Regions from separate parts of the Homo sapiens genome. Here region 1 is linked to region 2. Evidence: chromatin contacts called from ENCODE Hi-C or POLR2A ChIA-PET data. All regions are on one chromosome and are shown on one strand. Each heading gives the region's core, a stretch centred on a gene start or an enhancer-like site at or near the end of the contact. The rest is flanking DNA. Distances are from core to core; before and after follow the strand shown.

What was found. Hi-C counts contacts between places; a loop is a spot of excess contacts on that map. ChIA-PET counts read pairs that join two places held with the same protein, here RNA polymerase II (POLR2A). Pooled maps may share reads with other maps.
Region 1: a loop to region 2 is called in a pooled map, with 3 times the contacts of the local background. The contact joins the promoter of CENPO here to the enhancer-like site in region 2. A Hi-C loop is called at or near these places in 5 of 50 pooled maps. POLR2A ChIA-PET finds 5 or more read pairs at or near these places in 2 of 52 experiments (GM10248 and T-cell).

Annotation. Positions count from the first base shown.
Region 1 is chr2:24,789,161-24,795,470 of GRCh38, forward strand. CENPO (centromere protein O) reads left to right here and starts at 4,265. Exons shown (of 8, transcript NM_001322101.2): 1 at 4,265-4,341; 2 at 4,692-4,805. The coding sequence starts at 4,760. PTRHD1 (peptidyl-tRNA hydrolase domain containing 1) reads right to left here and starts at 4,231. Exons shown (of 2, transcript NM_001013663.2): 1 at 3,966-4,231; 2 at 568-1,421. The coding sequence starts at 4,217. The coding sequence ends at 1,251. LOC105369164 (a long non-coding RNA gene) reads right to left here and starts at 3,915. Exons shown (of 3, transcript XR_939843.4): 1 at 3,607-3,915; 2 at 3,224-3,424; 3 at 1,432-2,619. RefSeq lists a silencer at 2,051-2,130 and an enhancer at 3,892-4,321.
Region 2 is chr2:24,302,667-24,308,345 of GRCh38, forward strand. ITSN2 (intersectin 2) reads right to left here. Exons shown (of 40, transcript NM_006277.3): 9 at 1,133-1,196. Among named protein-coding and RNA genes, the nearest start is that of ITSN2, 55 kb to the right of the region's middle. Within about 2 kb of position 1,550, at least 14 of the 41 ENCODE cell types and tissues checked have a DNase peak (open chromatin) inside an H3K27ac peak, as active enhancers do.

The DNA of each region.
Region 1 (6,310 bases), core at 3,015-5,514, 490 kb after region 2:
AATAGAAGATTCAACTAAAAAGATAAGTAGGAGGCCGGGCACGGTAGCTCACACCTGTAATCCCAGCACTTTGGGAGTCCGAGGCTGGCGGATCACCTGAGGTCAGGAATTGGAGACCAGCTTGGCCAACATGGTGAAACCCCGTCTCTACTAAAAAAACACAAAAATTAGCCAGCTATGGTGGCATGCACCTGTAATCCCAGCTACTCGGGAGGCTGAGGCAGGAGAATGGCTTGAACCCAGGAGGCGCAGGTTGCAGTGAGCAGAGATGGCGCCACTGCACTCCAGCCTGGGCAACAGAGAGAGACTCCATCTCGAAAAAACAAAAAAGATAGGTAGGAAATACACATGAGGAGGGCCTGAAGTCTAAGCTAAGGAGTGCTGGGATTACTCCATAGGCAGAGAGGAGCCTAGACTACACAGGTAGGTGTTCAGTCGTCCTATGTGGTGGCAAAGCAGCTGCTGGATTGGAGTGTCACACTGGCGGTGAACAGACCGTGGGACACGCCAGTGAGCAAAATGAGAGGCTGACACAGGGCAACGGCACTGAAATGACAAGAAAACAGCTGTAGTACTTGACAGATTTCATTGAATCTAATAAATCTGTATGTATGTACATATATATAGACACACACAAATTTTAACTTGTTATTAATCTTTATAGAGACAGTGTCTCACTCTGTTGCCCAGGCTGGAGTGCGGTGGCATGATTAGAACTGACTGTAACCTTGAACTCATGGGCTCAAGCGATCCTCCTGCCTTGGCTTCCCAAAACCCTGGAATTAACAGATGTGAGCCACCACACTGGCCAAATTTTAACATCTTTGTTATTGAAATACAAGTGTTTAATTTGCCGGCATATTTTTTAACAATACATAAAATACTACCGCATCTTAAAGTTGATGTTATCTTAGATTCAATGAAATATGATAACTGGATGTGAATAAGAAGGAATTCAAAAGCAAAGTTTCAAACCCGAGTGACTGGAAGGGAGTTTCCTTGAGCCCCACAGGAGAGTCTAACCAAATCTTCTATTTGAGCAATGATCCCCAGACAATACTGCTCTCCCACCTTCCCCACTTGAACTTATTAATAAGAGGAAGTAGTTATTAATGACAACTTTAATATGAACATGTGCTTAACCCTCAAGAAATTGTCACAACTGAAAGACGGGAGCAAGCTGACACTGCAAGGAACACATGATGCTTTGGAATGGGTGGCCTGCGTATTCAAACACATCAAAGCAGCAGTTACTTGAACAATCGGAACTTCTTCAAATACTGGCCCACTTCTTCCTTGGGGTAGGGCCGGAGAGCAATACAAGTGGCGATATTCTCTGGTTGCTCAAGCCACAGCATGTGGTCAATGTTCTTCTGTTGCAGGGTCTCGGCCAGCTCCTTTAGGGTGGTCTCATCTGGGGCCTAAAGGAGAAGAACACAGAACACAAACTGAATAGCCCACTTAGGAAGTGTCAAAAGGCCAAAAAAGGTTTCGGGAGTCCTCTTGCCTGAAAGTGGAGTAACAGCTTTACCAAGGAGGGAGCTGCAGAGCAATGATGTCATTCCGTGGTGCACTGGGGAGGGGAGAGAGGCTTCATATTCCAGTTTAGAAAATGGAGATTTGTATCTTCCCTTGTGAGATGTTGTATGCCCAACACACACATGTGTAATGTGTAATTCTGCTCTATACATTTTCCAGCTCTCCTATGGCTGGCGCCCATAATTTTAAGTGCCTCTGACTTTAAGAGCTGCCTAGTGGAAGTTTTTTTTTTTTTTTCTTTTGAGACAGAGTCTTGCTCTGTCGCCTGGGCTAGAGTGCAGTGGCACGATTATCAGCTCACTGCAGTCTCTGGCTCCCGAGTTCAAGCAATTCTCCTGCCTCAGCCTCCCGAGTAGCTGGGATTACAGGCGCACACCACTACACCTGGCTAATTTTTGTATTTTTAGTAGAGACGGGGTTTCACCATGTTGCCCAGGCTGGTCTGGAGCTCCTGACCTCAAGCAATCCACCCACCTAAGCCTCCCAAAGTGCTAGGATTACAGGAGTGAGCCACCATGCCCGGCCCCTAGTGGAAGGATTTCTAAAAGCACATCCACTTCCACTTTCCTCCACCCCTCCCACTCTACCTCACTGAAACCTAGAGGGGTTTTCCTTCTGCTGGGATGGCTCCCACTTGTTTATTAAAGGGAGAGTACAATATTCTCTAACATCCTTCTGAAATTGTTTCTGGGTCATCCTTACTGCCAATTCACCCATGCTGAATCCCATTCCAGGAAGTATTAAAACGATCACTCAGAAAATTATTATTTTTGTGTTATTTTGCATAAAGTTTATCTCTTACCTATGAAGGCAGAAGCCACTAAGCTACTCAGAGGCTTGTTTTAATAAATTAGAGAATGCCAGTATTGCGACTCTTAACCTGCTGAGTCCTTCTGGCAGAGCTCTGCTGGAGGACTCATCAGCTTCTTCAGCCTCGGGCAGCAGCAGAGCATAGTGAGATACAGTGAGGCTCTGGAATCAGACTACTGGACTCCAAACTCTTGCTGACTGTGTGATCGTGGATAAGTTAGGTGACTTCGCTGGCCTCTTCGTCCCTTTATAAAACAGGAATAATGCTTCCTAATGGGGATCAATGAAATCAGGCTTGGACCTGTGCCTGGCACACACTAAGCACTCAATAAATGTAGTTAATCCTGGTATTTTCTTATATTTTATTGGCCCTTCTGACTACAGCGGCACCTCAATGTAATCAGTAGCGACTCCTAAGTCCCTTTCTTGAGTCATGACTAACAACTAAGAATCATGAGACCCTCTTTTAAACTCAGGGGAGTCACTTAATCCCTGTAGGCTTCAGAGAGTTTCACCTGCGACAAGAGGAGTCTAACCTGATTTCTTGAGACCTCTTACTAGGAAGAAAATCTAAGTGAAAAGCCAGCAGCTTCTGTTCTGCCTACACAGATTCTCAAGGCATTTTTCCTACAGGTTACCGCTTGATGTTTCACTATCCAGCAGCAATTTTTCTCTTGAAAGATAATCTATCTTTGTCAGTTACCCATGAAGGGATTACTCCACCCCTCCACCTGAGTTCTGGCTTAAAGCCGTTTTTCCTTATTATAAAAAGCCGTTTATTATTAAAGCCGTTTTTCCTTATTATAAAATATGTGCTTAAGGTAGAAAATTTTAAAAATACAGATTAAGCATTAGGAAATAACCAAAATCTCACCATGCACTACTTAATATGTAGATGTATTTCTTTAGTTTTTCCTTTCAAAGTCTGGATCATTCTGTATATATAGTTCAGTTAGCTTCGCATCATGAGCACTCTTCCCGACCACTAAATATGCTTCAAAACCATAAGGGCTCCCATGAATATCCTTGTGCAAAGCTCTTTGGGTGCATCTGATTATTTTCTTAGGCTACATCTCTAGCAGCAGGATAGAGAGTCAAAGGGTAAGGGTGAGATTTGTTTGGTCATCTGCAAACAGAACCTGACTGCTATTTTAAAAGGTGTACCGATTTACACACCTGGTGCCTGGTCTAGCTGAAGCTAGGTTCAATTTATACTAACGTTTTTAGTATTTATTTTCAAATAATTTGGCGTCCTACCCAGGTAAATACTCAGTTTGACTTCACTTTGCACTGTCCCTTCGGGCTCGGTTTTGCAGGAGGACAGCACTTTGGGGCATGGCTTTAAAAAGTCGGCCAGTGCACAGGCGGAACAGCGGGGACACAGGAGCCACCACTTTACCGCGAGCCCAGCAGGGGGCGGAGGACTGCTGTCCACTCTTCACACAGTCAGGCCCTTCCCAAGGGCGCACCTCCAGGGAAACAGCTCCAGTCTAAATGTTAACGATCACCCCAACTCCCGCCGCACCCACTCCCCGCAGCCAGGCCTTCGGACCGAAGACCACACCCACTTCCGCCCTCGATGTCTCAGCACCTCCCCCTCCGCCCGAGTGCCTCACCTCGAGGACCACTTTGCGCATGCGCCCCAGCTCTTGGAGGTAAGCGGCTGTGTGCGGGTGGTCGCGGTGAGTGTGCAAGGCCGCGGTGGCCGCGTGACAAGCCTGCGCTACCAGTGCGCCCGCCGGCCAGGAGAACGGAGCTTGTGATAGATCCTTTCGTAACACCAAGTATTGTACCAGGACCTGCGGCTCCGCCCCAGAGGCCGCCATCTTCCTGACCACCCGAAAGGCCGGACCTACTCCCCGGTGCATCTTGGGATCAGGGCGGGGCCCTGAGCGCCGCCATGCTTTTGTACGGCAGGATCGCAAAGCACGCCGGGACCGGTTGGTTTGGTTTTGAAGACGTGGATGGCGGGAATTCTCGCTTCTGGCCTGGGTGAGCTAGAAGGGAGAAGGTAGGGGAAAGACCCATTGTCGGACCGGACCGTGGCCAGGGTGGCGGGCTGAACGGCCTTCTTAAAACTCCTTCCGTGGCCGGGAAGCCCGCTGGACCAGAGTAGCCGTGGCCTCGGGAGCGCGCCGGGGCCGCGGGATGGGCGCGGGGGTGGGCATGGACTCTGCTGGCTCGGACGATGGGAGAGGGCGGGCGGCTCAGGAAAGGGGATCCTAGCCGTGACATTTGTGTCATCCGCGGCCCAGGGGTTGTGCCTGAGTGGTGTGTGCCCTGCCGTCTGGGTTTGAATGGGACTAGATGTGATGTGACTGTTGCCATTTTTCTTTTATTAGCAAGGACATTGGAGTCCCTATCACCGGTTGCCTAGACAACTTCATGGGAAGGCCCTTGGGAATCTGAGATGGAGCAGGCGAACCCTTTACGTCCAGATGGCGAGTCCAAAGGAGGTATTCAGAGGGTCGCCGCCTCCTTCCTGCTGCTGCCCAAAGATGACCCGCAGGCTGAGAGAGCCCTTTCCTCCTGGAACTGACGTGGGACCTGGCCTGTTTGGGAGCAGAATAGTGAAAGGAACTAACATTGAAGACAAAGGGACAGGCAGCCAAGATTATTCGAGGAGGAAAAATGGCTTCGTTTCTAGGCTCCCACCCCTTTTGAAACGGATAAGTTGCATCCATCATATGCTCAGTGTTTATATTCTGAACTGCGGTTCTAGCCAGGGAGGTCCCTTTCCTCTCCCCGGATTTTTTGGGCCATGTATGCATTACTCTTGAGGGAGGGCCAGTGTAGGGCAGTGACTTTAGTGTTGGCTAGAACTGGTTTTGAGTGTTGGCTCTGCCATGATAAATATTGTGACCTTAGGCAAGTCACTTTATTCTCTGCCTCTGTTTCTTCATCTGGAAAATGGAGGTGAAAATAGCACTGTAGTTGTGGTTGTGGAAAAAGTATTTCTTTTGTGGTGGAAAAGTATTGAACTCAGACTTTTCAAGTGAAGCATTTAGCACATGTCTAATATATAGGAAATATTCAATGAAAGGCTTAATTCTTTACATACTTTGTGTCTTAAAATGTAGAAGGTGTTTAAAGAATGCTTGTTAGAGTTGCTTAGAATTACGAAACTATTACTTTTACTTAGTCCTTAGTCAATCCTTTGGAAACTGAGATTTGCGTTTGAATTTCTGTCCAGGAGTAAGTTGCTTTCTTCTTTAGTGCCTAGTAATATTTGTGGACAGTTCTGGTTTTGTGTGACTTTATGTTCTTTGCTACTAATACTTTTTAGAACTTTGAAATACTTACTCAAGCCTGATGCCTAAATCCAAAGGGTTCTACGTTAGTACTTTGGGAAAGCTTGCCATAAAACCTAACTTAAATTACAGTTTTAAAAAGAATTTCTGAGCGCGTCAGTGAATTTGGTTATCCTATTTTTCTCTGGGTCATCATTATCATTGATAACAGAGAAGTAACTATATTCAGCCTAAGATGACTTAAGCTGAGACTTTAGATAATAAAAGTATATGGGGTAAGATTTATTGTTACTTTAAGACTAAAAATAAGTTTGGTGACTTTATGTAGTGGAAACATGCTACACTCAGGAGTAACCTGTTCTCTAGTCCAGGCCTTATTTCATTTCTGTTAAAGTAAGTGATGAGGTGGAAGTTTTGGATTATCAAGAGACTTAGACCAGTCTCCTTATTCTCTACCCAAAACAATATTTAAACACTTAGCTGTTACCCATACTGGTTTTATCCCTCTGCTTGTTTGATTTCAGTTTTTTGCTTATTATTTGAATTCTCCCCACTCATTTGAGAAGGAAGGACATGGAGTTGTAGTTGCAACCAGATGATTTATTCAAATAGGCAGGGATTTTGACTTTTTTTGGGACAAAGCTGACTGGCTAGGATGAGATGCAATCATAACTTCCAAGGTAAAGCAGGCCCAGCAGATACACTCCCTC
Region 2 (5,679 bases), core at 300-2,799:
AGAGGGAAGAAACTTTGAAACAGAAAGAGAAGTAACTACCCCTTCTGAGAAAGTGGCTTGTCTTACTCCATGGTTAATTCACCTACCAAATCACATTTACCTATATTAAAAACAAGATATTCTCTGATTCTCCATAGAAGGGATTAGATGAAAGAAAACAACAGTTTTTCTAGTAAAATATAGTCATGAACTGCATAATGACATATCAGTCAACAATGGACTGCATTTATAATGGTGGTCCCATAAGATTATAATGGAGCTGAAAAATTCCTACCACCTAAGGACACTGTAGCTGTCATAAAGCAACGCATTACCTATGTGTCTGTGGTGATGCTAGTCTGAACAAACATACTGCACTGCCAGCTGTAGAAAAGTACAGCATATACAATTATCTACAGTACATACACTCAATAACAATAAACATCTGTTAATATATTACTGGATTATGTATTTACTATACTTTATTTTTATTGTTATTTTAGAGTATACTCCTTCTACTTACAGAAAAAAAAAAGTTAACTGTAAGACAGCCTCAGGCAGGTCAGTCAGGAGAAATTCCAGAAGGCATTGTTATCATAGGAGACAATGGCTCCATGCGTGTTATTGCCCCGAACACCTTCCAGTGAGACAAGATGTGGAGGTAGAAGATAGTGATACTGATGATCTTGACCCTCTACAGGCCTAAGCTAATGGGTGTCTTTGTGTCTCAGTTTTTACCGAAAGTTTAAATAGTAAAAATAAATTTTAAAAACAAGAAAGAGCTTAAAGAATAGGATATAAATATCTTTCTGTACAATGTGTTTGTGTTTTAAGCTAAGTGTTATTACAAGAGTCAAAAAGTTTTAAAAAATTAAAAGGTTTACAAAGTTAAAAAGTTATTGTATGCCAAGATTAATCTATTGTTGAAGAAAATATTTTTTGTAAATTTGGTGTAGCTTAAGGGTACAACAACATTCTGCACAATTACATTTGCCTCCAAGCTTAATACTAACTTTCAAATGGCTGCTTTTATAGAGCATCTCTGAGTCACAAACTTTTACAGAAACAGTATCTTTCTTGTAATAGGGGAGAGAGAGTTTAATTAATTAATGCATAGTTAAATTAATCAAATGTAATTAAGGGACAAACTTACCAAATAGTAGCCAGCTGAGTTTGAGAAAGATTTGACTGAAGAAGGGCATTTCTAGCTTGAAAACCTGATTAAGTGGGGAAAATCATAAAGGAATTCTTTAGCATCTTTAAAGTTATGCATAACAAATTAGCTGTATCTGTAAAATAACAATGCTACCAGGGTATCCTGGGAACTTTTAACATCAAAATGTTTTTACCACGTGCTAGGTGCTAAGCATTCAGTAGCAATTAAACCCAGTCACTGCCCCAAGGAATTTTAAATCTAGAATTAGCAGTATCAAGTGCTGTCCCCTGTCTTTTCAGCAAGATAATAATACACACAAGTGGCTAACGTGAAAGAACAAGATATCAGGCACACAGAGTATCAGAGGCCAAGACTGTGGGCCCTCTTGTACTCCCAGCAGGTGCAGCACTTCCCACTCCTACGTGACTGAGCCGTGAGTAGCAGAAGAGTCAGGCGCTACTCTGGGTTCAGCCTGAGTCAAGGCCTGTCCAAAACAACTCTTACACAAGAGATTACATCTGCCAACACTGCCTCAGCAACAGCTCCAACTACAACAAAAGCCAGCCAAATGCAGCTAGATTTATTGTCCCACTAGGCTTTCAACATAGGACTTGATAATCAAAGCAACCATGTATTACAACATGCAGCTAAATGTTTATATTTTATAACTTTTAAAATATTTTCATTCTATTTTTTTAATCTGGACATTTAACATAAATCACATAAAAACACTGGAAATTAAACTCACAGCCTCGCCCTATTAATTACTCCTCAGATTTCACTTAGGAAATTTGATTTGAGGAGGTCTTTGTGTTAAAAGGAAGATTCTTCTAAATAAGAGAGATGGAAGGCTATTTCAAACCTGAAAAAAAGTTCAAAACTACTATTTCAGCTTTTGGACCGAAAAAAGATCCTTTTGGACTGAAAGAAGATCCCTTAGCATCAGGCAATAGAGCAAACAGAAGAGAGAAGGAGGAGGAATGTAAATGGTTAAAAATCATACTCGTGGAGGGCTTTATATGTGTGAGGCAAAGTCTGAGTAATACAAAGGGCCATAGAGAGCCAACAGAGTATCTTACTTACTAAGTAAAACTCATTTGAACATGTATGTACACTCTTAGTCGGCCAAGCCTCTGGATATCCTATATCCTCTGCTTAGAATGCCAGACCCTCAATTCTTTACTTTGTAGTCTATCCTCTGAAATCTGGCTCTAATCTCTTTTCTTCTGTGAAACATTCTCTCTTATATCCTTGGAGTTAGTCACTTTCTCATCTATATTAATCACAGCACTTTTAAACAAGTAACCAAACACCTTGATTACATGAGCTCTTCATTATATGGGCTCTTCAAAGATATGAACCATGTCTTGCCCCTGTCTGTATTCCTGTGCCTAAGAGAGTGCCCAGAAAGTATGTGATTCAGGAAACAGTTACATCAATGACTTGATCTAAATAAATTTTTAAAAACTATGTTTAGGGGGAGGAGAAGAGAAGTAAAAAAGGGAAAAACAGACCAGTGGACAGGCGCGGTAGCTCACGTCTGTAATCCCAGAACTTTGGGAGACCAAGGCGGGCGGATCACCTGAGGTTGGGAGTTCGAGACCAGCCTGGCCAACATGGCAAAACCTGTCTCTACTAAGAAAAATTAGCTGGGCGTGGTGGCGTGTGCCTGTAGGAGGCAGGAGAATCGCTGGAACCCGGGGAGGCAGAGGCTGCAGTGGGCCAAGATCGCACCACTGCACTCCAGCCTGGGCAACAGAGCAAGACTCTGTCTCAAAAAAAAAAAAAAAAAAAAAAAAAGGATCACCAACTCCTACACTTATTGAACAAAACAAACATATAAGTCCAGGTTAGCCTCATCCTCATGTTCTTGGGGCTCATGCTCAGCTTAAGGACACCAGCAGCAACTACTCTTTTTATAGAAAACCTTGTCTTTACCTACAGATATATAGCTTTACCCTTGTAGGTCTCAGAATAATAATGACATTCCCTAAAAAACACCATAATACACAACCTTCGTACAATGTGACATATACTAATGAAGTAACATTAGGGATCACTTCCCCACAGTTGGCTCCCCATTCACTGCCCTTCATATTCCAATGCAAAATCACCTCTGTTTATACTGTTATAGTTACAGTACTTATACAAAGCGTACTACTCTTAAGTGTGCTGCCTAATAATTTTTTCTTTTTTGAGACGTAGTCTAGTTCTGTCACCCAGGCTGGAGTGCAGTGGCATGATCTCAGCTCACTGCAACCTCTGCCTCCCAGGCACAAATAATTCTGTTGCCTCAGACTCCAGAGTAGCTAGGATTACAGGCGTCCACCACCACGCCTGGTTAATTTTTATATTTTTAGTAGCGATGGGGTTTCACCATGTTGACCAGGCTGGTCTCAAACTCCTGACCTCAAGTGATCCGCCCGCCTCAGCCTCCCAAAATGTTGGAATTACAGGTGTGAGCCACTGCACCCGGCCTGCCTAATGAATTTTTACACAGGTATGCACATACACACCTGTATCAAGATGCAGAATGTTTCCAGCAACTCAGAAGGTTTGCACATGGCCCCTTCCCCACACAGTAACCACATTATTCTGATTTCTATCACCATTAATTAGGTTTCCTGTTCTTCAGCCTCATATAAATGGGTTAAATGGTATGGTCCTTTTGGGCTGCTTTCATTCAATACCATACCTGTGAAAGTCATTCATGTTGTTGCAGGTATCAGCAGTTCATTTGGTTTTATCGCTTTAAAGTATTCTGTTATGTAAATATACTGTCATTTATCTATTCTCCTGTCGATGAACATTTAGGTTGTGAACATTTTTGTAAATGTCTTTTTCATCAACTTTTGTTCAGTTGAAAACAAATAACTTCTTTTTATTAGAGAGATGGGGTCTCACTATGTTGCCCAGGCTGGACTCTTGGGCTCAAGCAATCCTCTTGCCACATCCTCCCAAGTAGTTGGGACTATAGGCACATGCCGCTATGCCTAGCAAAGATAAACTTTTTTTTTTTTTTTGAGACAGAGTCTCGTTCTGTTGCCAGGCTGGAGTGCACTGGCGCAATCTCGGCTCACTGCAACCTCCGCCTCCTAGGTTCAAGCAATTCTCCTGCCTCAGCCTCCAGAGTAGCTGGGACTACAGGTGTGCACCACCATGCCCAGCTAATTTTTGTATTTTTAGTAGAGACGGGGTTTCACCATGTTGGCCAGGATGGTCTCGATCTCTTGACCTCATGATCTGTCTGCCCCAGCCTCCCAAAGTGCTGGGATTACAGGCGTGAGCCACCGCACCTGGCCAAAATTAACTTTTTAAATGCAAAATGTAGGGTACAAAGAAGTTAATTTTTTCAAAGAATAGGAATTATGACTTTATATTAATCTCCAGTATGGTTCAATACCATATTTCACAGAATCTAAAATTCCACTGGCTATAAGACATACTATTATTTTATGAATAAGAAAGAAAGCACTGCTAATAAAACTATGACACAGTGCTAAGACATCACTAATTGTAGCACACATCCTAATTTTAGAGACATTAAAATGTAAAAAAAAAAAAGTGTCAAAAAAGCATACCTTGTTTCATGCAATTTGATAAAATTACAGAAAATCTTAGTTATGTAATATGAAATACATGTAAAAATACAAAGTATATATGTAAGCTAAGAAGTATAATAGGTCACCCGTGAACCTACCACCCATCTTAAGAACTAGATTACTACTAAATGCCTTGAATCTATCCGTGTTCCTTGACTTATCCCCATGCTTCCACAAGAGGTAACCACTATCCTGAATTTTGTATGCATAATTCCCTTGCTTTAAAAAATAGTTATCACATAGGTATGTATCTTTAAATAAAATACTGTATATTTTTGCTTGTCCAATCGATTCCAAAAGTCTTACTGCTCGTTCCCTTGCCTCTCTGCATAACTACAGACCCTGGACTCCTATTTCACAGACTACTTTTCATTCTCCAAATAGGCCATGTATTTTTTGCTCTTAATTTCTCCTTTGTCACCATCAAATGCCCCCACGTTCAATCTCTGTCGAAATCCTAACTTTTTCATGGAGCTTAAATGCTCCCTTCCTAAAAGATACCTCATCTGAACTCTTCAGCTTCAATATATCTCATTCTATGTTCCTTAGCACTTAAAGCTCTATTATTTTTAAACACTTATTTTACTCGGTCCTAAATCATAATTTCTTGCTGAGTGAAGAGGGAGTGGGAAAGTTAGAAGGTGGGAACTCTACTTGCCTATTACCCTCTGTTTATGTCTCCTTTGCTGTTCTCAATTAGTACAGTTCAGATGATGTTCTGGCCTGGACTCAAATGTTTTACAGTGAACTAAGGCCAAGTTTTACAGTCACATTTGGGTTAGAGCATTAAAGGGTGAGCAATGCTCACTTGAGGTTATATAAACAGAGAAAAAGCCCAATGCAGAGGAGGATTCTCAGGAAAAGTGAGCTGAGGCTAAGTTCCACACACTCTCTCTTGTGACCCGTGGCTCTCCATTCACTGCAAAGCTTAGAGGATGAGGT